Regions from separate parts of the Homo sapiens genome. Here regions 1 and 2 are each linked to region 3. A link is a loop called in an ENCODE intact Hi-C map of the cell type or tissue named here. Cell type or tissue: PC-9. All regions are shown on one strand.

Region 1 (8,000 bases), 180 kb before region 3:
AGCAGCATAGGCCATGCTTCCATGAAACCTGGCCTGGCATCCAATCAAACCAGACCATCCACTGGCCCCTTTCATGTCTGCGCTCTCCCACCTTGGCCCAGGGCCTCCTAGATGCCTTTTCTCTGATAGCTTTCCTTTGAAACTCAACTTGTATGTTTTAAAGTCCTGCTTAGAAGCTATTTCATCCTCCATAAACTCTATCTTGATTCTGTCAGCTCGAAATAATCATTTCTTCTTCCTTTGAAACCCCCAGTTCTATTTTATTTGCATATTTCTCTTAGGTCATGTTACATTTTTGACTATATTACTTTAATCATTATCACCATCTATTTTCCAGTTCAGTTTAGTTATATAAAGACAAAAAGAATTTCAAGAAAATTTGCTGAAAGCATTGGGAAATTTTTTAAACTCACTTCCTTTCTAAATATGTAGAATATTATTTGTTGATATTTTTAATCCCAAGTTTACCTTAACATTTTTCAACAGTGCCTAAGTATATTGGTTCATCCCCATTCAGGGGAAATTCTTCCATTTATACTTCAATAGATACCTATGCTACCTAAAATTTTCTTTGTTCTTGTTTCTTATGGAGAAGGGAAATGCTATTCACTAAGCACATATCAAACAAGTAATGGAGTAGGAATGTTTATAAAATTTATGGAATTTACTGTTTGCAAAATTTATGTGTTAATATGTCCATATTATAAATAATAAAACTAAGACTCAAGGGGTAAAGCTACCTGCTCAAAATCACTTTGCTGGTGGCAGAGTCAGGATTCAGAACAATATCTGCTTGTCTCCTGCACCTTCACCATACAACACTGCATTTCTAAGAGCAGTTTGTCAAATTATAGGCGGTGACAATCCATTCATTTGATCTTCAGTTTATGAATAGATGACAACAAACTGTTAGGGCCATTAAGTTAAGCGAATAGGAGACCATTGGCCCAAGGCTGACTCTGTATTTTGAGTGCCTATGTAAGAAACCACAACCTAACTTAGGAGTATATTTTTATAACAAACAGCTAAGTTTCAGCCAATCATAAACAGCTAAGCTTCAGCCAATCACAGACAGCCAATCAAGCACACCATGCCCAAATAAGGTAAACACCTGCCTGTGGGCAGTCAGATGATTTCTCTCCTTCACTTCCATGTTGGGCCAATAAAAGCTCACTGTTCATGCTGCTGGGCAAAGCTCTCTGAGCCTCTTCTGGTTCTGAATGCTACTTGATTCATAATTTGTTCTTTGCTCAAATAAACTCTGTTATATTTGTCTGAGGCTTTTCTTTTAACAGTGCCAAAGATAGGGCATTTTCACAGGGACGTCTATCTGGCTGCATCTTTTCCTTACATTTTGGGTAAAGAAACAAGGTATCCTCAGGATATGATCAGTACTGAGACCACTCTAGAAGATTGAGTAGCCTGGCAGGGGTTTTCAGGATACCCACAAAATTCTGACATTCTCTCCCTTCTGAATATAAATGGATGAATTAAAACTTTATGCTGATCCCAGTAATGCTCTGTAGCCTCTAAATATTTGTTGGCTAAAAGTGAATGAATGGGGATATTATAAAACTCCTGAATTTCCACAGCTGACTCTAATGAGAAACACACCTCTGCTAACAACTCCAGATGGAAATAAACATTCAGATTCCACAGAGTTCCTCCACCACCCATGGCCAGCCTCCTTAGGCAAGGAAAGTTTCTCTGTAGAACTCCCAAATCAAATCCTGATTACAATATATCCTTAGTTGTTGGGTCCTAGGTGATGTGAAAGATCTTGCCTCTAGACCAGAATTCATAATCCTGATTTTCCTAATAACTGCTCAGCCCCAAGAATTGCCCTCACAATCAATACATTATCATTTGCATTTCACAATTAAGAAATAGCTGAAGCTCAGGAGACAGGCAGAGAAAAATTTTTCAATAGTTGTAAGAGGTTCACTTTAGGGTAATTACTCTAAGGGTCTGAGGTCCCGGAGAAATGAGAACAGGTCAAAACAATCAGAGGAAAAGTTATGCTATACTGACTAATTAGAAACCTCTGTTTCTAAAATGAGGCGTCCTTGTGAGCTAAACAGTGCCCCCGGGGTGAATGGGGCTTTTAACTCATACTTCAGAGACCTGCCACTTTTTCTCTTTAGGTCCCAGGTTATCACAGAGCTTATCACTTATTTCTAAGGCAAATCACAAAGGCTCAGAAAAGTCAATGAGAGACCATTTACTCTCTAATTCTAACACTGATCCATTCTTTAAGATTCAGCTCCGAAGTCAAATTTCTCTGAAGTGTTCTCAGTTCACAAAGAAGAGATTGTAAAATGTTATAGGAGAAAAAGTTATGAATTTGGGAAATAGTTCAGATGTGGATCTACTTGCTGCTGACCTCAGGCACATTACTTAATTTCTCTTTGCCTCATATTTCTTCTATGATGATTCTCAGCCAATCAGACTTGTATGTGGTGGGTGTCTGGTTAATGAAAGTTGGGTTTCTTCTTATTGTGTCCCCATCATAACCAGTACCAACACTATAACACATCTTGGACTTTGCCTTAGAGTAGGGTTTGATATACATGACTTGTCTCCTCCTCTATGGTATAAACTGCTTTTCAAGAAGGGCATATGTATATCCCTGTGGGCCCAGTGTACCTTCCACAGCATATGTTCAGTGCATGCTCACAGCTAGGAATTAAATTAATTTTTATTTATAGAAAAAGAGTGAACTTTGCTTCAAAAGGCAAAGTAAATGATAATTAATGTAGACATTTCTCCAAACAAGACACACAAATGGCCAACAGGTATATGCAAATATGTTCAACATCACTTATCATCAGGGAAATACTAATCAAAACCACAATGAGATATTATTTTACACCTGTTAAGATGCCCATAATTAAACAAAAAAAAAAAACAAGAAAATAACAATGTTGGTGAAGATATGGAAAAGTTGGAACTTTTGTGCACTGTTGGTGGTAATGTGAAGTGATGTAACTTCTATGTAAAATAGTATGGAGGTTCCAGGAAAAATTAAAAATAGAACTACCATATGATCCAGCAATCCCACTTCTGGATATGTATCCAATTGAATTGAAAACAAGATCTCAACAAGGTATTTGCACCCACATCTTTATTTCAGCATTATTCATGATAGCTGAGAGTTGTAAACAACCTAATGTCTATCAATTGATGAGTGAATAAAGAAAATGTGGTGTATACACACATGGAATATTACTCAGCCTTAAAAAAGATGGATATTCCACAATACGTGATAACATGGATGAAACCTGAGAGCAGTATGTTAAGTGAAATTAAGCCAGGCACAGAAGGACAAATAGTACTGCATGATTCCATTTCTATGAAGTATCTAAAGTAGTCAACCTCATAGAAGCAAAAAGGAGATTGATGGTGTTGGAGGCTGGGAGAGGAAATGGAGACTTGCTGTTCAATGAATATAGAGTTTCAAGCATGCAAGAGGAAAGAGTTCTAGAGATCTGCCGTACAATATAGTTCATACAGTTAACAACAGTGTGCTGTACATGAAAAAAATGTCTTAAAAGGGTAGAGTTCATGTTATATGTTTTTACTACCATGAAAATAATAATCATTAATAATCTTTTTCTAATCATGATTCCTTGTAAATCTTTTTACATTGATTACTTTCTTAAAAAAAAACCTCGGAGGGGGGCCAAGATGGCCGATTAGAAGCGATTATGGTCTGCTGCACTCAAGGAGGGGAACAAAAGAGACTAGTGAATACAGCACCTTCAACTGAAATATCCAGGTAGTCACACTGGAACTGATCAGGGAAACAACTCAAACCACGGAAAATGAAGAAAAGCAGGGCGGGGCTATGGCCCACCCTGGAGCAACATGGAGCCAAGGGAACCTCCACACCCAGCCAAGGAAAGTGGTGAGTGATTGTGTGACCCTGGGAAACCACACTTCTTTCACAGATTTTTGCAATCCACGGATCAGGAGATCCCCTTGTGAGCCCACACCACCAGGGCATTGGGTGGGACACACAGAGCTGTGTGGAGTTTCAGCAGAGCAGCGGCTCAGGCACACACAGAGACCCAGGTGCTTTACATGCTCCAGCCCCTAGATGTGCAACAAACGTGTCTGCAACTCGACAAGGCAAGAGGTCTGCACATACCCCTAGGAAGTGGACAGAATCCAGAGAGCTGATCAGCCTTGTTCTGTGGGCCCCACTTCCAGGGCACCTCACAAGATGAGACCCACTGGCTTGGAATTCCAGTCAGCCACTGGCAATAGGGTGGAGCATGCCTGAGACTGAATGGAACCCCCAGGAGAATGGGTAGGCACCATCTCTGCTGTTTGATTGCCTCAGCCACTCCAGCCTGCAGGCTTTGGAGTGTCCAAATGGTCCAAATGAGGAAGGGTCCCCCAGCAGCTCAACACAGTGGCTTAGCCAGATCATGGCCTGACTGCTTCTCTAAGTGGGACCCAGATCCATTCCTTCTCACTGAGTGGTTCCTCCCAGCCAGGCCCACTGGCAGGTATTATTATGGACAGAGCTTTGATCTCTCCTTGGAACAAAGCGCTGGGGGGTGTGGAGGCCACCACCTGGGTTGGTTGGATGACTCAGTCATTCCAGCCTGCTGACTTTGGAAAGTCCAAGCTGACAGGCACAGAGGCCATTCCCTACCACAATATAGTTTTTGTCAAGGCATGGCCAGACTGCTTCTTTAAGAAATCTGCTTCTCTTCAGAGGATGGATCCTCCCAGCCAGGGGCTCCAGTCACCCTTGCCACTGTTATTTGAGGGGACAGAGCTCCAATTTCTCCCTGGGGTGGAGTGCCTCAGGGGTGGTGCAGGTGACCACCTTGGCTGTTCTGGCTCCTCAGCTGGTCCAGCCTGGGGGCCTTGGAGAGCCCAGACCAATGAGGGGCTGAAGGGGTCCCCAGCACAACACAGCTGCTCTACCGAAAAGCAGCCAGGCTGCTTCTTTAGGTAGGACCCTGATCACATTCCTCCTGACTGAATAAGACCTCCCAAATGGAGTCTCCAACCACTTCTTAAAGGTGCATTCCAGCTGGCGATAGGTCAGTATCCCCTGGGACGGAACTTCCAGAAGAAAAGGCAGGCTGCCGTCCCTGCTGTTTTACAGCCTTCATTGGTGATACCTCCAGGTATGGAAAGAACTGAGGTGGCTAGGGTCTGGAGCAGACCCCCAGGAAACCACAGCAGCCCCATGGAAGAGCGGCCAGATTGTTAAAAGAAAACAAAACAAACAGAAAACAACAACAACACAGAAAAACCACAAAAACCTCATCCAAAGGCCAGCAACCTCAAAGATTGAAGGTAGATAAGCCCACAATGATGAGAAAGAATCAATGCAAAAACAGTGACAACTCAAACAGCCAGAGTTCCCCTTTTCCACCAAATGACTGCAACACCTCTCCAGCAAGGGCTGAGAATTGGGCTGAGGTTGAAATGGCTGAAATGACAGACATAGAATTCAGAAGGCGGGTAATAACAAACGTCGCTGAGCTAAAGGAGCATGTTATAACCTAACGCACAGAAGCTAAGAATCATGATAAAACAATACAGAAGGTGACAGCCAAAATAACCAGTTTAGAGAGAGACATAACCAACCTGTGTAAGAGCTGAAAAACACACTACAAGAACTTCCCAATGCATTCACAAGGATTAATAGCAAAATAGACCAACAAGAGGAACAAATATCAGAGGTGGAAGACTGGCTTTCTGAATTATGACAGGCAGACAAGAGTAGAGAAAGAAGAATGAAAAGGAATGAAGAAAACCTCCAAGAAATATGAGATTATATAAAGAGACCAAATCTGTGATTCGGGTACCTGAAAGTGGAGGGGGAAGAATGGAAACAAGTTGGAAAACATACTTCAGGATATCATCCAGAAGAACTTCCCCAACTTAGCAAGATAGACTAACATTCAAATTCAGGAAATGCAGAGAACCCCAGTAAGATACTCCACAAGAAGATCATCCCCAAGACACATAATCATCAGATTCTCCAAGGTCAAGATGAAAAAAAAATCTTAAGGGCAGTCAGAGAGAAAGGCCAAGTCAGCTACAAAGGGAAGCCCATCAGGCTAACAGCAGGCCTCTCAGAGGAAACCCTACAAGTCAGAAGAGACTGGGGGCCAATATTGAATTTTTTAAAGAAAATAATTTTCAACCCAGAATTTCATATCTGGCCAAACTAAGCTTCGTAAATGAAGGAGAAATAAGATTCTTTTCAGACAAGCAAATACTGAGGGAATTTATTACCACCAGACCTCCCTTGCAAAAGTTCCTGAAGGAAGCACTAAATATGGAAGGGAAAAACCATAACCAGCCACTACAAAAACACACTGAAATACACAGACCAGAGACACTATGAAGCAACCACATAAACAAGTCTGAAAATAACCCGCTAGCATGACGATGACAGAATTAAATCCACATATAACAGTACTATATTTAAATGTAAATGGGCTAAATGCCTCAATTAAAAGACACAGAATGGTAAGCTGGATAAAGAGTCAAGACCCATTGGTATGCTGTCTTGAAGAGACCCATCTCACATGCAAAGACACACGTAGACTAAAAATAAACAGATGGAGGGAAAATTACCAAGCAAATGGAAAACAGAAAAAAGCAGGAGTTGCAATTCTAGTTTCTGACAAAACAGACTTTGAACCCACAAAGATCAGAAAAGGCAAAGAAGGCCATTACAAAATGGTAAAGGGTTCAATTCAACAAGAAGAGCTAACTATCCTAAATATATATTCACCCAATATAGAAGCATCCAGATTCATAAAGCAAGTGCTTAGAGAACTTCAGAGAGACTTAGAGTCCCATACAATGATAGTAGGAGACTTTAACACCTCACTGACAATATTAGATCAAGGAGACAGAAAATTAATGAAGATATTCAGGATCTGAACTCTGCTCTGGATCAAGTGGACCTGATAGATATTGGCAAAACTCTACACCCTAAAACAACAGAATATACATTCTTCTCCTTGCCACATGGCAGTTACTCTAAAATTGATCACATAATCAGAAATAAAGTAAAACACTTCTCACAAATGCAAAAGAACTGAAATCATAACAGTCTCTCAGACCACAGTGCAACCAAACTAGAACTCAAGATTAAGAAATTCACTCAAAACCACACGAGTACATGGAAATTGAACAACCTGCTCCTGAATCACTCTTGAGTAAATAACGAAATTAAGGCAGAAATCAAGAAGTTATTTGAAACTAATGAGAACAAAGAGACAATGTAGCAGAATCTCCAGAATACAGCTAAAGCAGTGCTAAGAGAAAAATTTATAGCACTAAATGCCCACATCGAAAAGCTAGAATGATCTCAAGTTAACAACATAAGATTACAACTAAAAGAACTAGAGAACCAAGAGCAAACAAATCCCAAAGCTAGAAGACAAGAACTAACCCAAATCAGAGCTGAACCAAAGGAAATGTAGACATAAAAAAAAAAAAAAATTCAAAAGGTCAACAAATCCAGAAGCTGGCTTTTTGAAAAAAATTAATAAAATAGATACACCACTAGCTAGACAAATAAGTAAGAAAAGAGAGAAGATTCAAGTAAACACAATCAGAAATGATAACAAGGATATCACCACTGACCGCACAGAAATACATACAACTGTCAGAGAACACTAAAGATACCTCTATGCACATAAACCAGAAAATCTAGAAGAAATGGACACATACACTCTCCCAAGACTGAACTAGAGGAAGTTGAATCCCTGAATAGGCCAGTAATAACAAGTTCTGAAATTGAGGCAGTTAATAAATAGCCTACCAACCAAAAAAAAAAAAAAGCCCAGGACAGACAAGGCAGATTCACAACTGAATTCTACCAGAGGTACAAAGAAGAGTCGATGTCATTTCCTACTGAAATTATTCCAAAAAATTGAAAAGGAGGGAATCCTTCCTAACTCATTCTATGAGGCCAGCATCACCCTGATACCAAAACCTGGCAGACATACAAC
Region 2 (8,000 bases), 93 kb after region 3:
CAATTCAAATTCACTTTGAATCATGCTTCAGGAATCAGCTGCCGCAGACAGTGGTGCAACGACACATGCAAATTTCAAATAGCTAAGATACTTTACTGAGGCTTTAAAACATCAGCTCTATTTTCAAGTCAAAGATAAATGTGTCTACTGCTTTTCTCTGGGGTCATCACGTTGCTGCACTCAAGGGGAAACTTCCACCAGGTCTGTCCACTCCATATTTTTCATCCTTCTCCCTATTCAGCAGGATGCCTGGCAGGTTACTGGAACTGTGCTGGATATCAAAGATATAATTTCTGGGGGCACAAGAAGGTCTTTTTAGTCCTTCTAGAATAACATGGAAAGAAAATTCAACAAGTTATATGATGAAGTGTGATAACTATTTTGATAGAGGAAGTAGAATGCTGTGGGAATAGAGAAAAGAATTTCTAATCTAGACAAGAAAAAAAAAAAAAACAGAGAATTCTTCCAAATGAGCAGAAGAGAGCCAGGGAAGGAAGAAAGGGGCATGTGCAATTAGTCAACAAAATCACAGCCCATAACCTAACTCTGATTGGTTCACAAATCAGCCAACTGCTTCTATTAACTTCTTCCCCCAGATATCCACTTGGTTCACTCCTTAATTTCACTTGGGTCTTTACTCAGATGTCACCTTTTTACTGAGGTCTTTCCTCACCACCCTATTTAAATTACACTACACCTCCAACACTACCAATTTCTCTCCCCAACATTCACCTAACTACATATTTTGACTGTTGTTTATTTTTTGTCTATTTTCTTTCATACAAATAGATGCTCCCTTAGAACAATTTTTTTCTGTTATTTTCACTGCTATATCTTAAGCATCTAAGACAGTATTTGCAACATAACAGGCTCTTCGTAAATACATTTGGGCAGTCCATAAATACTTGCTGCCACTAGCTGATGAAGGATCCAAAATGAATTTGTGGGACAGGGTATGCTAATGTTGATGATCTCCACCCAAATCTTCTGATAGTTACCAGTCTTGATTTCAGTAAGCAAGACTTGGCAGCAGGAAATAATAATAATGTTTAATGTTTATTGAGTGATCGTGGTATGCTAGACCCTGTTAATAATCAAATACATCACTTCACAGTTTCCTCAAAATAACTTTGGGAGGTAGGGACTATTATTATCTTCATTTTACAGATAAGGAAATGGAGACACAGAATGCTAACCAACTTGCTCAAGGCCTCACACACAGACATTTAGTCACACCTCTGATAAGTCAGGAGCCAGGATTTGAGCCCCAATAATGGATCCAGAAGACTAACAATCTCCAGAAACGGAACCCATTCTGTACTCTGACAACACCGGACACTGATGTGAAAGATTAAATCTATGCTGGTAAGAAGAACTACAAGAGCTTTGATTCAACATTTTATGCAGGCCTAGATAATTATTTGTTGTAGGGAGACTGTTCTGTGTGCTATCACATGGTTAATGGTGTCTCTCTGGTCTCTACTCACTAGATGTCTCATATCCCAAGTTGTGACAATCATAGGTGTCTTCAGACATTACCAATGTCTTCTTGGGGGAAGGAGACAGAGGAGCAAAATCACTCCCAGTTGAGAATCAGTGACTTAATGTACTACAATAAAACTCATTATTCCACAGTGTAGCACTTTTTTCAAAGCCCAGTGAAATTATGGTATCATTTCTCAAAGTTATTTACAGAAGTTCCTCAAATACTTTTATTCAGCATTTCCATGGGGACTTGTTTGCAGCTACCCCTAAAGATGAGATTGTTCTAGAAGTGGGTAGAGACTGAGAGGGGAGGTAAAATAGCAAAAATGACAAAAGAAGACATGAGGTGTTTAATCACCCTCTTTTTCTTAGGTCAGGGCTATGCTGCCTAGGGCCCTTGTGTTTCCCTAGATTTGAAACATCAACAGACTGCAGGGCCCTCTGGGCATATCACAGCTTCTGCCATGGCTCCTAGAAGCCTTTGAAGCTGACAAAAAAAGGATGGAAGCCACTCTCATCTGCACATGCTATTTTTGCATATGATGCTCCCTCTGCCTGGAACACTTCACTTCCACCTTCCCTTCATCACTTTCAGTGGTAACCCCCAGGCCTATTTCCTTGGTAAACGTTACCTTCAGAAATAATCATGTTTGTTCATTGACTTATCTGCTGAATGTCTGACTTCTTCACCACTCCCCAGTTATCGCTAGAACGGAAGCTCAATGGAGCAGTGACCCATAACTCTATTTCTAATTCCTAGAGAAAAACATGACTGATGCATAATATATGTTCAATAAATATGTGTTGAATTAATTCACTAATCCTAGACCCTACCTTATACTATTTAAGCTTTTTACATGTCTCTCTCTGAACCACAGACAAACCATTCATGAAATGATCTTTATGGGGAAGGCATGACAAGAGTCAAAAGGAAGAGTCTTAAGAGATGAGTCGCTGAACATCATACTATTGTAAGCCTGAAGGGGTGGTTTGGTTTAGGCAGCCCAGTAACCCTGGAAAAGACTTGCAGACAAACTGTTGTCTGTGTACCAAGATCTTCCTATCCTAGTGTGGGAACATTAGTCTCTATGTGACTCAGCAACTTTTTGCTCCTACTGTGCACTCCACCCTTGTTATTCCTTCTTGTGAAGATATCTTGGGACTTTGCCCAACTGACTCCGTGCTCACACTTCATTGTTTTGTCCTCTCTTCTTTCTCATTCAGGAGCTCTCTTGGGAATAGAAGATTTCATGTGGGATGAAGAGAAACACAAATGTAATAGAAAAACAAAACTGGGAAAGGAAAAAAATGTTTTTGAGTGAAACTATGAAGTGACTATAGGTTGATTCATCAGTAGAAACATATGGAAACACTTATCTCAAAATTCAGTAGTTATGAAACTTGAAACCCGCTTCAATATTTTATTCAGAGTTATGTATTTGACCTTCAGGAATTCCATGTTAAGTTTCTGCTCAAAGACCAAGGAAACATCTAATTGATTGATCAAAAGGTTCATAATTAGATCCATTTTTTTCCTGAATCCATATTGGAGAAACAAGAAATAGATGACCTAAAAAAAATCCTTGAGTGGATGTCTCACCAGCCAGGAAAATTCCAAATAAAGTTTGCTTTGTGTCCAAGGGCTGAAATGAGGTGACTGTAATAGAAGTGATAGCAGGGAGCAGGTTGCTATTCTGACCTTGGTCTGCTCAGACTGCTGTAAGCATGGCCATCATTATACAGAAGGTCCAGTCACATCACGTGGGCAGAAACTAGACATTAACTTCAAGTTTTCTTTCCAGTTTTTATTTCTAATATGCCATTCTTCTCCTGGTATAATGACATAATAGCACATGAATGGACTTTACTTGGCAAACCAATGATTCCAAAAATTATTTTCAAAAGTTACACAGTAACCATAACCACAGTGTTCCATCACCAGGACAATATAACTTCAAGTCTCTTTGGCAACTCCATGAGGGGAGGGGGAGGATGAAGGAGTAATCACCTTGTTCTGCAGTTTCCTAGTCAGGCACCTAATATTCTCATTCTACTCAGTCTGTCTGTCTCTCATTCTCTCTCTCTCTCTCTCTCTCTGTCTCCTCTCTCCTCTTCCTCTCTGATCAAATGAGTTACTCTTGCCTCCTCTAAGGTCTTTAGATTCTGTTGCGATCAGAAAACAGGCTTTGGAATCTCTGCTTCAGTACCTTCATCTGAATATTAAAAAAAGGAGCAAAGTACCAACTGTCAGCCTATGTTTATAAAGCAAACTATCTGAGAAAATAATAGAAGTTTATTGACATAGACAAAACAGGCTACATATAGTGGCTCTGATATATTAAATATTTTTATAGTGTACTCATATTTAAACATAGTCAACCAAAAGCCAAAGGTCTTATTAATTAAGCAAAAATCAGAAAGCATATTATTAAATTTTAGTGTGACAAACACCATAACACAGGAAGGTACCACAGGGATGAGATTCAGAGGATTAATTGGGCAAAGAGATCTAGAAATAAACTTTATTTATTTATTTATTTATTTATTTATTTTGAGATGGAGGCTTGCTCTGTCGCCCAGGCTGGAGTGCAGTGGCGCGATCTTGTCTCACTGCAACATCTGCCTCTCAGGTTCAAGCAATTCTCCTGCCTCGGCCTCCCGAGTAGCTGGGACTACAGGCGTGAACCACCACATCTGGCTAATTTTTGTATTTTTAATAGGGACAGGGTTTCACCATGTTGGCCAAGCTGGTCTCGAACTCCTGACCTCGTGATCTGCCCCCCTCAGCCTCCCAAAGTGCTGGGATTACAGGCGTGAGTCACCGTGCCCAGCAGAAACAAACTTCTTTATGGAAATAAAATTGAAAAGAGAACATTGCCAAATAAAAAATGTTTGCACCACACACTTGTTACAAACAGCCAAGATGTTATTCAAGACTATTGCAAAAGAGGAGAGGGATTGAACTCAACTCCTAATTATTGCAAAGACAGCTGGAGATTTATACCCAATGAGGAGAGTGAGGAGGTCAGTGGATCAACAATTGGTAAGGATGAGAGATTCTTGAAGGACTTAGCAGGATTATTTGCAAAAATGGGGCTCAACAGGCCAAATTAGAAGCCTAGACGAGAAGAAGTTTCAAAGGACCCTGACTAAAGTTGGCACAGAAGAGAGTCTTTGTCACTGTGCAGGTGATGGATAGAAACAGAAACTAAAAGCCACTGTACTACACAAAGTTGGAGAAAATTCTCTTTGTGGTTTATTGAGTTTAGGGAGATAAAAAGCACCCTGGTGAAAGGAACCTGCCCACCACATAGCCTGGGGCCTCCTAGAGTATTTAGAATGGAGCATGACATTCTAAGGACATCGGGAAGTGTTTACTGAGAAACCTGAGTGAAAGTATGTCTGAGTCACATGCGACAGCAATCATGAAGTCAGGAATTTATGGAACTCTTAGTTCATCCACTCAACATTCACTCAGCAAGTATTTATGGAGAGCCCAAACGTATTTATGGAGAGCCTATTATGTTGCAAGCACTGTCTTAGGTGCTTAAGATATAGCAATGAAAATAACAGAAAGAAAATTGTTCTCAGGGAGCACATATTCATATGGGAGGGAAGAGACAATTTTAAAACACAACAAATAAATAAAACAGGCAGTTAAATGAATGACATGGAGAGAAATTGGTAGCGTGGGGGTGTGGTGTAATTTAAATAGGGTGGTGAGATCTCAGTAAGAAGGTCACATCTGCATAAAGACCTAAATGAAATTAAGGAGTGAACCCAGTGGATATTGAGGGAAGACGTTAATAGAAGCAGTTGGCTGCTTTGTGAACGAATCACTGAGTTAGGGTATAGGCTGTGACTAACTGCCCATCTTCCTTTCTTCCTTCCCTGGCTCTCTTCTACTCATCCCTCAGGTTTTGACTTAAAAACTTCTCCTTTGGAAGCATTCTCTGTTTTCTTCTTGTCTAGATTATGAACACTTTTCTGTATCCCCACAGCATTCTACTTCCTCTATCAAAATAGTTATCACACTTCATCATATACATTTCTTTCCATATTACTCTATAAAGACTAAGAAAACCTTCTTGTGCCACTCAAAATTATGTCTCTGATATCCAGCACAAAGCAGGAGGCAGAATTACGTTGGGAATCAGACTATCTGGGATTTATATAGTGGCTGTAACACTTTCTTAATACGTGCCTGTGGGCAAGTTACTTGGCCTTTCTGTGCCTCAGTTTCCTCATTTTTAACAATGGGAGTACAGATCTAGCAAGTGCCTGACACAGCGTAGATGCTTGATATAGGAATCTAACAATTGCTACTTCCTCCAGAAACATTTCAGTCCACAGGGAGCATTGCTTTCTGTGAAGTTCAAAGAAAGTGTGGCCCAGTGAAATGAACATGAGTTTTAGATTCAGATAAAGCTGAGTCAGTTTGAATACTCATATCCAATATTTTGTAATTATATAAATGGGTATAAAAATCTTTATTTCAACAGTTTGTTGAGGATTAAAAAGAGACAACACACACAGGGGCCTAGCATACAGCAGGTACTCAACAGACGCTTATTCTGCCATCATCATTACTCATATTTATCTGTTATTATCCTTCATTTGCACTTCACTGTCTGATATCTTATAAGCATCTCTTGTGGAGTCATTTAACTTTTCCTTAGGCCCAAACTCTGGCTTCCCCAGTAGAGTGTAAGTTATTTGGGGTAGAACTATATGTTTCACTTCTCAGAGATTCTCATAATGCCTTGCACAAGACCATTCCCAGAGTAGGCACTCAATATGAATTGAATGAATAATAAATAGGAGAAAGAGAGCGAGAAAGAGAGGAAGAGAGGTTTTGATAAGTCAAGGGTTGTATGAAGAATAGACCTAGGAATGGTTCATGGAAATCAATGTAAATGACTCTTGCAAATGAGCAGACTGAAATATATTTAGAGCTCCCTTAGGGGAAAAAATTTCATTTCCATTCCTAGGATAGATATTTATCTGTTCAGAATCATTCAGATATAGTCCTGCCTGAAGAAAGAGGTAACCTCTCAAATTCTTTCTTGACCTATTATATATATTCTCTCTCTCTCTCTCCCTATTTCTGTGTGTGTATGAGTGTTTTTAAAATCAATGTATCAATAATTTTAGACAGAGAGAAGACAACATGATTGTCTGAATGAGATGCATATTTTTCCACAGGGTACAAATAAAATATTCCAAGAGATAACACAGTTAGATTTCAAAGTATTACTAAGAAGAACTAGCTATGTTTTTATTAGTTGAAAGAATCTCACTGCAAATAAACCAATCTGCTATTTTAATGCTAAACAGAAAAACTTTGAATTATGCAAAAAAATAATGCACAGCTTCTGATGATTATAAAATGCATTACTAAAGGCTATGATGCATCATTTATAGGCTACTATTGGAAATCTGAGCTCTGAGAGATGATTAGTTTAAATAACTGAAAGGGAAAGTGACTTGGCATATGAGGAAAGATAACTATTTCACAAAATAAGCCCACCAAATTTGAGACAATGAATTAAACAACTTACAAATCTGCTCAACAAAAGCATAGGTAAAAAGAAAGATCTATGAATCCTTTTATCAATTGCTTCTTAAGTATTTATTTATTTTTAATTAATTTAATTTTGTCACTCTGTCTTCCAGGCTGAGTGCAGTGGTGTGATCATAGCTCACTGCAGCCTCAGCCTCCTGGGTTCAAGCGATCCTCCCACCTCAGCCTCCCGAGTAGAGGGACTACAGGCACGTACCACCACACCCAGCTAATTTTTTATTTTTTATAGGCGAGGTCTCTCTATGTTGCCCAGGTTTGTCTCCAACTCCTGGACTCAAGCAATTCCCCTGCCTCGGCCTCCCAAAGTGCTGGGATTACAGGCGTAAGCCACCGTGCTTGGCATCTCCTTAAATATTTAAATACAGTGGTGTCTCTCACTCTCAGAACCAAGGACTGTTGGAATATCCAGAGACATCGTTTCAGAGGTCATGAATTTTGTAAATTTTTTTATTTTTATTTTTGCATGTTAACAATATATTTTTTAAATCTTGTATAGTTTAACAACAAAACTGTATTAGTTTTCTATTACTGCTATAACAAAGTACCACAAACTTAGTGGGTTAAAACAACAAAATTTGTTATCTTACAGTTCTGGAAGTCAGACACCTGACACAGTTTTCATTGGACTAAAATCAAGGTGTCAGCTAGCCTGGGCTTTTTCTGGAGGCTCTAGAGGAGAAACCATTCTTGCCTTTGCAGCTTCTAGAGGGTAGCCGCATTCCTTGGCCTGCAGCCTTCTTCTTCCTTCTTCAAAGCCAGTGATGAAGCACGTGTCTGAGTCTGCTACCATCGTCACATCTCTTTCTCTGACTAAAGACTGGAAAGATTCTCCAAGTATAAGAATTCAGATTATTAGATTGGGGCCACCTGAATAATCTCCCTGTTTCAAGATCCTTAAACATAGTCACTTCTGCAAAGTTCCATTTGCCAT
Region 3 (8,000 bases):
TCTAAACTTAACTTCACTGGCCATATCTTTCTTTTAACAGTAAAGTAAAAATAGCATGAGCTAGCTCCCCTCCTTTTTAAGTGAAAAGCATCTCAGAAGTATGGAAGAAGCAGCAAAGCCCATGCCACTCCCACAACATCTCACATACTATCTTCCGGGGAGAACTCAAACTAGAACCATTTATTTCAGATAAAGTTTGGCATCCAGAAGGCCGTCATACCACTTAGCTATGCTGCAAAACAAAGCCTCCCAAAACTAAGTGGCTTCACAAGTTTATTATTGCTCACAAGTTTATGGCTCAGCTGAGCAGTTCTGGCCTCATCTGAGCTCACTTGTGCATCGGTGGTCAGCTGTGGGTTGAGTAAGCAGCTCTGTTGCTCTTGGTTGGACTTTCACACATATCTGTGGATGGCTAGGTGTAGGCTGCTCTAAGTTGTCCTCCTCTGGGACGGTAGGTCACTTGTGAACTTTCATCCTCCAGGAGGTTACCCCAGGCTTGTTCTTACGGCAGCAGCAGGATCCTGAGAGAAGTAACAAAAGTGGGTATGGCCTCTTCAGACCGGGGTGTAGAGCTGGCATGTTGTTCCTTCCACTGCATTCTCTTGGTAAAAGCAAATCACAGACCATTCCAGAGTCAAGGGCTGGGGAAAGAAATTCCACTTTTTGATATGATAAGCTGCAAAATCACATAGAAAAGGGAATGGATGGATATGGGGAGAATTGGAGAATTCGGGTCATCGTTGCAAGCATTCTACTGTAGCCATTATTATATCACGGAAGGGGGAACCCTGATATCAGCACACATGTTACACATTTGCAGGGATTAGTTGTCATCTTCAGCACGTTACTCAAGCAAGGAATTTGATAATAAATTATAATAATGTATTTCTAACGCATCTTTGTATTCCCAGCACCTAGCATAGCATCAGACAAATTCTAAGTATTCCACAAAAAATAATAATGACAAAAGAAATGGGAGTAGAAAAATTACTGTACTAGAAACCAGGGAATCAGCTGTAGCACAATTCACACAGGACAAATCCCCTGTGCAACTTTGGACGGAAGTGATTTTGCCTCCCCAGGATTTCAAGAGACAGAGTTAAACTGGGCATTCTCTAAATCCTTTCTTTTCTTTTTAACTTTCAAAATATTAAGGCTGTAAGAACCCTAGAAATTATGTAGATCCAACCAGTCATTAGCTACATGGGGAGACTGAGACTAGGAAAGCTAATCACCTGGCTTGAAAGCACAGGTGGTTCATGTCAGAGATTAGAACTCAGAGCTCATGACCCCCAGCCCAGTACCCCATGCACTACTCTAACACATTGTTATTCAGAGCGTATTCCATGAGCCAGTAGCATCTGCATCCCTTGGGAGCTTCATAGAAATGCAGAATCTCTCAGCCTATCCCAGGCCTACTGAATCAGAATCTGGATTTTTTTTTTACAAGGCTCTCAGGTAATTAATATGTGTATTAAAGTTGGAGAATCTCTACGTTTCCCGGTAAATGCTTAAGGGCTGAAAAACTAAAATAATGTATTTCGTTAAGGGAATATTCCGTTGCATATCTTAATACCAAAACCTTTTTTTCTATGCCCCTCTCACTAATTCATTTAACAAATATCCCCTGAGTGCTTACTGTATATGAGGTGTTGCACAAACCTAAAGGGAAGGCTCTTGCCCTCCTGGGGCTCACGTGTCACAGGGGAGTCAAAGCTCCTTCCTCTTTTCCTGCATCCTCCTTTCTCCCTCTATGCCCTCCTTTTGCCCTTTACCTTCCCAACCTCCTCTCACTTCCCGTTGTAATAATTCCTGACTAGGATCTATCTCATTTCTGAAGTCGTTGGTTTAAGAGCAAAGCATTTTATTCATTTGAAATTCCAGTTTCAGAATAGTGATTTAAAATGTTGGAAAAATTTGACTTGGCTGACTTCCAAGCAGCTTACATTATAACATCAGCATGACCCTAAAACCATGTATAAAGAAGACTAAAGCACTCAGAACACTTTGGGGGGAATACTCTATGAATACACTACAGGTTAGTCATACACTTTAGTTTTAATTTTTTTCTAATGCAGTCTTTTCTCTGGGAAGATATAAGTTTGGAAAGCTGAGATACGGGAACAAAACGACGAAGAGATTTTTTTTTTCCTGAAATATTTAGCTGGCACATCTGCATGTATAATAAAACATTTATTTTCTCATTGAGAAGGAAAGGAAAAATGTTAAATATCAACAGATTATTTTCATTCAAGAACCTTGTATGAAACACAGACAAACAGAAATCTAGTAAGTTAACTTTTTTTTTAATTAAAATAATGCCAGATACAAAGTTAACTATTTTCTGATGAGTAACGCAGGATGGAGTCTTTGCAATAAACAGCTGGACCACAAGTCGTGGTGACGTGATGCTGCTCAATTTCACTGAGGCTTACACGCCTGGCATTTTAACTTCCACTGTTTGAAAGTATTACACCTTTCTTTTTTCGCACTCCCTCACAGTTCTAAAAAGCTCTGAACTCATTTCGTTCTTCTTTTCTTCCCTTGTCTTTTCTCTCTTCAAAGATATTTCATGATGATTCTGCTTTTCAGAACTTTAGCTGAGAGTAATGAAATATCAATCTTTTGCACAATGGCAACTACATCCCTTTTCTGCTCTCTTGGGATAGTCAGAATAGCAACTGCCCAGCGTGAACAATAGGACTTCTTCTCAGTTCTGAGAGATTGGCTGTTGCTGAACAGCAGTGCATAGAAATAATCCTTGGCAATCCCATGGGTGACATTTCTCTTTCCTTATCACCCATGCTGCACACAGCCGGAACTTGATAAGACACCCAGAAAGAAGATAATGGCTGCTATCAAGCTGTCTAGGTAGAAATAATAATAATAATCTGTTTATGGAAGAGCAGCTGTCCTATTGTTTTGCATTTCATGAAATCTCAGAGTCAGAACCCTCTCTTCCATGCCAGCCCCATCCCCATTCCTCATGCCAATCCAATCACTTTGGGGTTTTAATGATGGGCATTTTATTCCCTGATCTTTTGATACAATAGACAAGGATGCATGTAAATCTCCCATAATCATATCCAGTCACAGGATGTGCTTAAAAGACTAGAGAAGAGGCATTGTATTGGAAGATTTGAAAGCTGGGAGGACGTTGTAATGAATATAGGCAAGCCCGGTATTCCTTTTTAAAATATGCACAAAACCCAGAATTACTGCAAATGAATAGTTCAGTTATCATTCCAGTCTGAAAGCTTAACCCCCCAAGGATTAAGGTAGGTAGGTCTCAATTTCTTAAAGTGGAGCCCCAAAGAATTGTGATACTACCAACAAGGCAGGTCACAGCTATGTTCACTGCTTTTTTTTGTGCACTGAACAGAATAGCCAAAGGCTTAGGAGCAGCCTGGCAGTAATGTCATTGTTCTCGTTTCTTTTGAGCCAGATTGCTCTCCTGGCTAGGGAAATATGCGGTCACTTTATTTACCAGTGTTCAGATCAAGCATTCCTTTCATCACTGTCACCTTCACAGAGGGCAGTCTGTGGATGTTACTTTCCTGTCTTTATCTGTCCACCTATCTCTGGAGAAAAAAATTAAGCAGCCATGCCCTTCAGGGTGAATCAAACAATTGAAAAGAAGAAAATATGTCAGTTTCTTTTTGCCTCCATCCAATACTTAACCACAGCCAAACTTGCATTTTCATTTCTAGAGAGGGTAGACACCTTCATTCCTAAAACAGTTATCCCACAAGGGTCCCACCATTGCAGAGAGCAGCAGGCCAGTGTTGTCTTTGTTTCTCTTTCCTGAGGCTTCCTAGAAGTCATCACAATCTCCAATTTATCCAGGCTGAGCTCACTTTCTCCTTGTGTCTCCTTTGAGTTAGGCATGGAAATAGCTAAAGGAGAACAAAGAGGAAAAATATATGGGCTTGTTCAGTGGAGAAACAGCCTTGAAGAACTTCCCACTAACTAGTTCCAGATGTCTCTTTGCACCTGAACAAGTCTACGTCTCATCCTACAAAACAAAGTCACACCCAGCTGAAATCTCTCTCTCCCTCCTTCCCACCCCCCCTTTCTCTCTCTCTCTCTCTCCTCTCCAGCCTCCACCTTTTCTCTCTCTGCTGTGTGAGTATCCCATACCCCAGAGGCATAGCTCAAGCACAACTTGCCCTATGAGGCCTTCCTCTACCCTCTTCCACCTTCTCCCACCCCGCAAGAGAACAAGTTAATCATGGTATTTTGTACATAGCTGTATTATAGCCTTTTATGTTCTGCATCATATGCCTTTCTTGCCAACCAGATTGTGAATCCAAGAAAGTAGGTAAATGCCTTTGTATCATGTTATTCATCTTTGGGAAGGCAATTTAACAAAGTGATTAAGAGAATGGGTTTTGCATCAAACAGATCTGAATGCGGATCCTAGCTCTAACATTAACTAGCTGCGTGCCCTTGAGTTTTCTGGAACTCGGTTTACTAATGTCTAAAATGGGGCTATTTCATAAAGTTTTTTAAGTGACTAAATGCATTAAAATATATGTATATAAAATATTTAGCATAATGTTGATATGCAATATGTTCTTGATAAATGGTAGCTATTATTATAATAAATTATAATTAACTTGGTATTCTCAGCCTCTCATAATAAATTATCAATAAATACATATTGAAGGATAAGATAAAAGAACAAATGAAATACACATACTGTATATACATATGCATATATACACATACCGTATATACATACACATACATACACATGACAGTGCATATACATAATCATCCTTCTGTGACAAATTGCATTGCTCTCTGCTTATCTGAGCTCTCAAAATGCAATTGGTAGACCTGCAGAGGGTATATGAGAGAAGGGAAGAAACTGATCACAAAAGAGTTTGCAGGGAATGTTCTTGGTAGCAGTTGTACTCTAAGCAATGACCTCACGAAGCACATAGGTTTCCCTCTGTGAGTGCCAAATTTGCCAGCCTCCTTCTGACACCTGGACAAAAACACAAAAACATCATTCAACCCTTGGATGATGATGTTGATAATGATGATAATGATGACGATGATAGCTAACATTTACTGACCAACTTCTATGTGTCAATCCCTCTCTACTCTCCCACTGTAGCCCTGGGTTAGGTAACATTGTTTAAATTTTACAAATAATGCAAATGTGCCCTCAAGAAATTAAGAAATTATTTTAGTTTATTCTGAAAATAGGTGGATGTTTCAGGACCCAAACCACCACATGAAGGTAGCAAGAGCAGCGTGCTTCTCATCCATGACCAGGCAGGCTAGCAAAGGGAAAAGCAGAGGTGATCAGGTCTATGTCCGCTTGCTGGAATTAGTCATGGCAGAATTCAGGAAGCAAGGAGCCGTGGCCTTTGACTTGCACTTCCTTCTCCCAATAGTCTTTTTTTTTTTGCACAAGTCATTATAAATCGCCTGGTCTCATACCATGAATGACTGTAAAATCCTGGAAATGTCTGGATTCAGACTTGGCATTTTCCCCCCTAAGACACCAAAGGGGTTAATCTCTGGCCAGTAATCAAAGTCTGGCAGCTTCTACTCCACACATAATGGGCATTGTTGTTCCTAAGAGTTTGTCTGTTTTTTCTGGCGGCTTTACTGTTTGGAACCAATTCTAAAACAGAAAAGGAAAGAGTCAATCTGCATTTTTTATGCACACATGCAACAAAACATAAGGCTGGTCATAGAACTGTTGTTTTGCTAGATTTCCAGGAAAGTTGTTGGCTTACTATTGAGAGAAGATGACTTATTGACTAAAATACATCTACCTCAAAAGGGAATTCATTTATATATGTAAGTGAGACACACATAATATCCTAAGGTGCTGCCTTCTCTCAGATATGAAGCAACACATTACAACTGTATTAGCTGATAAGTGAACTGTGGCTGGCCCACCCATCTGCATAGAAAATCCATTTGTGTGACGTTATTAATGTGCATGCTCATCAACCTTCCCAGGTCAATTGCAATCTCAGGACATGTTTGTCACTCCCACCTGATGGGCCCCCAGATGTTTCCATCTGAAGCCACGTGAATATGTCTTACTAAGTCACCAATACAACAAAATCCCATTACAAAACACCCGACTCTATTCCAGTGGAAAAGGCCAGGTTTTCTTTTTCTTAAATTTCCAATCAGTCACAAATCAACACTTTTGTATAAACCAAAATCATGCACTTAGATGTCAAAATAATGCACTTAGAAGTCACTAGCATTCTTAAATTGTTATATAAGTTTCTAAATAATTATTCACAGTTTCTGTACTCACCTTGTCATGAACCAATAACAAGCAGTTTGCAGATCAAACTCATCCATGGACCACACTTTGCTAGACCACTTTCTAGATGAAGGTTTCCAAACTTTTTCTATCAAGGATGAGAGGGCAAATATTTTAGGATTTGCAAGGCATGACTCAATTCTGTTGTTGTAATGTAAAAGCAGCCAGAGACAATAAGAAAATTAATACACTGTGTTCAGTAAAACTTTATTTATAAAAGCAGACCACAGGAGAGATTTGGCCCACCAGCTATAGTTCACCAACCCTTGGATGATGATGTTGATAATGATGATGATGATGATGATGATGATAGCTAATATTTACTGACCAACTTCGATGTGTCAGTGCCTCTCTATTCTCCCATTATAGCCCTGGGTAAGGTAACATTGTTTTAATTTTACAAATAATGAAAATGTGACATCAAGAAACTAAGAAATTATTTTAGTTCATTCTGAAAATAGGTGGATGTTTCAGGACCCAAACCACCGTCCCTAGGCTCACACTATACTACATATATAATGATTGAGACATCTTTTTCACAATTAATAAAAAAATTTAAAAATACTAGTATAATCTTGGTCATTTTCTTCCCTTTATCTCCCCACCCATCATCCACCTCAACAGTACCAAGCTCTTAGTGAACGATCATTCCAAAGAGTCTGTATATAGAGCAAGAGCCAGACATGAATACAGTCTGAAACAAACACACTCATTCAAACATACATTTATTCATTCAATAAATATGTATTGGGTGCTTACTCTGTATCAGGCATGAGTCCAAGGAATGGGGCTATAGTAGTGAGCAAAACACACAAGATCCTGTCCTTAAAAAGCTTACATTCTAGTATGGGGAAGTAGACAATCAGCAAATAAATATATTATGTTGGGTATTAAGATTCAGGGTTCAAAGAAAAATAAAGCAGAGTAAATAAGAGAATAGAGAGTGACAAAGTGCTTTTTTTTTAATCTAACTCTTTTATTATCTCTTCTTCACCAACTAAGATATGTACACTCCCAGCAGAGCTGTACTTTCAAATGTATCTACTAGGTATAAGCGCACATTTATAAGATGTTTTTGTACCATATTTGTACCAGTTATATTCTGCATAATTGTATAGAAAAAGACACTGAGAAAGAAACTATTTCATTAATTCATGCTGCAAATATTTATTGAGCACCTACGCTGGGCCGGGTGATATTTTTAAAACAGGGAATCCAACAGTGAGCCAAACGGACAAAGATGCTTGCTCTCATGGACTTCCATCATGGCCAGGAGAGTGGGAAAATAAACAAAAAACATAATAAACACATGTTAGAAGGTGATATGTAAAATGGAGAAAAGAAACGCACAGCAAGATAAGGAGATCAGGAGTACAGAGGAGAAACCAACAGGTTATAATTTAAAATAGTTGAACAACTTTCTCTTGATCAGGTAGTATGCAACTAAAATAACCCCCATTTGAAAATCAAGCCCTGGTTTTTAGTTCATTCATTCCTACAGTCAATGTGTCATCAACTAAAAGAAAACACAGGATGTTTTGCGTTGAATGTTCTATTTAAGTCCATAGAAAGAAATGTTATTCTTTCTAAGTCATTTTTGCCCTTTCCTTTCCCTTGCTTCAGAAAAAAATATTAGGGAGCTGGCAGCTGAAACAATGTAGGGATGGGAGAGGGGAAAGGAAGGAAAAACTAAAGG

What was found. Peaks named below come from ENCODE experiments on the same cell type or tissue, not always from the same donor. Only the 100,000 strongest peaks of a DNase experiment are listed, where the experiment ranks them.
Region 1: a loop joins it to region 3, with 2.7 times the contacts of the local background. A loop is called at or near these places in 15 of 110 quality-filtered maps.
Region 2: it touches region 3 in a loop (7-fold over the local background); 4 of 110 quality-filtered maps call a loop at or near these places.

Annotation. Positions count from the first base shown.
Region 1 is chr12:91,800,160-91,808,159 of GRCh38, forward strand. No RefSeq gene overlaps it. Among named protein-coding and RNA genes, the nearest start is that of LINC02404, 71 kb to the right of the region's middle. RefSeq lists an enhancer at 3,831-5,030. In PC-9, no CTCF peak of the experiment used is centred here; no DNase peak of the experiment used is centred here.
Region 2 is chr12:92,075,792-92,083,791 of GRCh38, forward strand. All of the region lies in intron 1 of LINC01619 (long intergenic non-protein coding RNA 1619), which reads right to left. Among named protein-coding and RNA genes, the nearest start is that of LINC01619, 63 kb to the right of the region's middle. RefSeq lists enhancers at 1,894-3,093, 2,442-2,736. In PC-9, no CTCF peak of the experiment used is centred here; DNase peaks (open chromatin) are centred at 2,530, 2,780 and 4,860; H3K4me3 peaks cover 1,363 bases; H3K27ac peaks cover 4,649 bases.
Region 3 is chr12:91,982,802-91,990,801 of GRCh38, forward strand. LINC01619 (long intergenic non-protein coding RNA 1619) reads right to left here. Exons shown (of 5, transcript NR_132341.1): 3 at 6,296-6,392; 4 at 4,732-4,842; 5 at 2,175-3,896. Among named protein-coding and RNA genes, the nearest start is that of LINC02404, 110 kb to the left of the region's middle. In PC-9, no CTCF peak of the experiment used is centred here; a DNase peak (open chromatin) is centred at 3,490.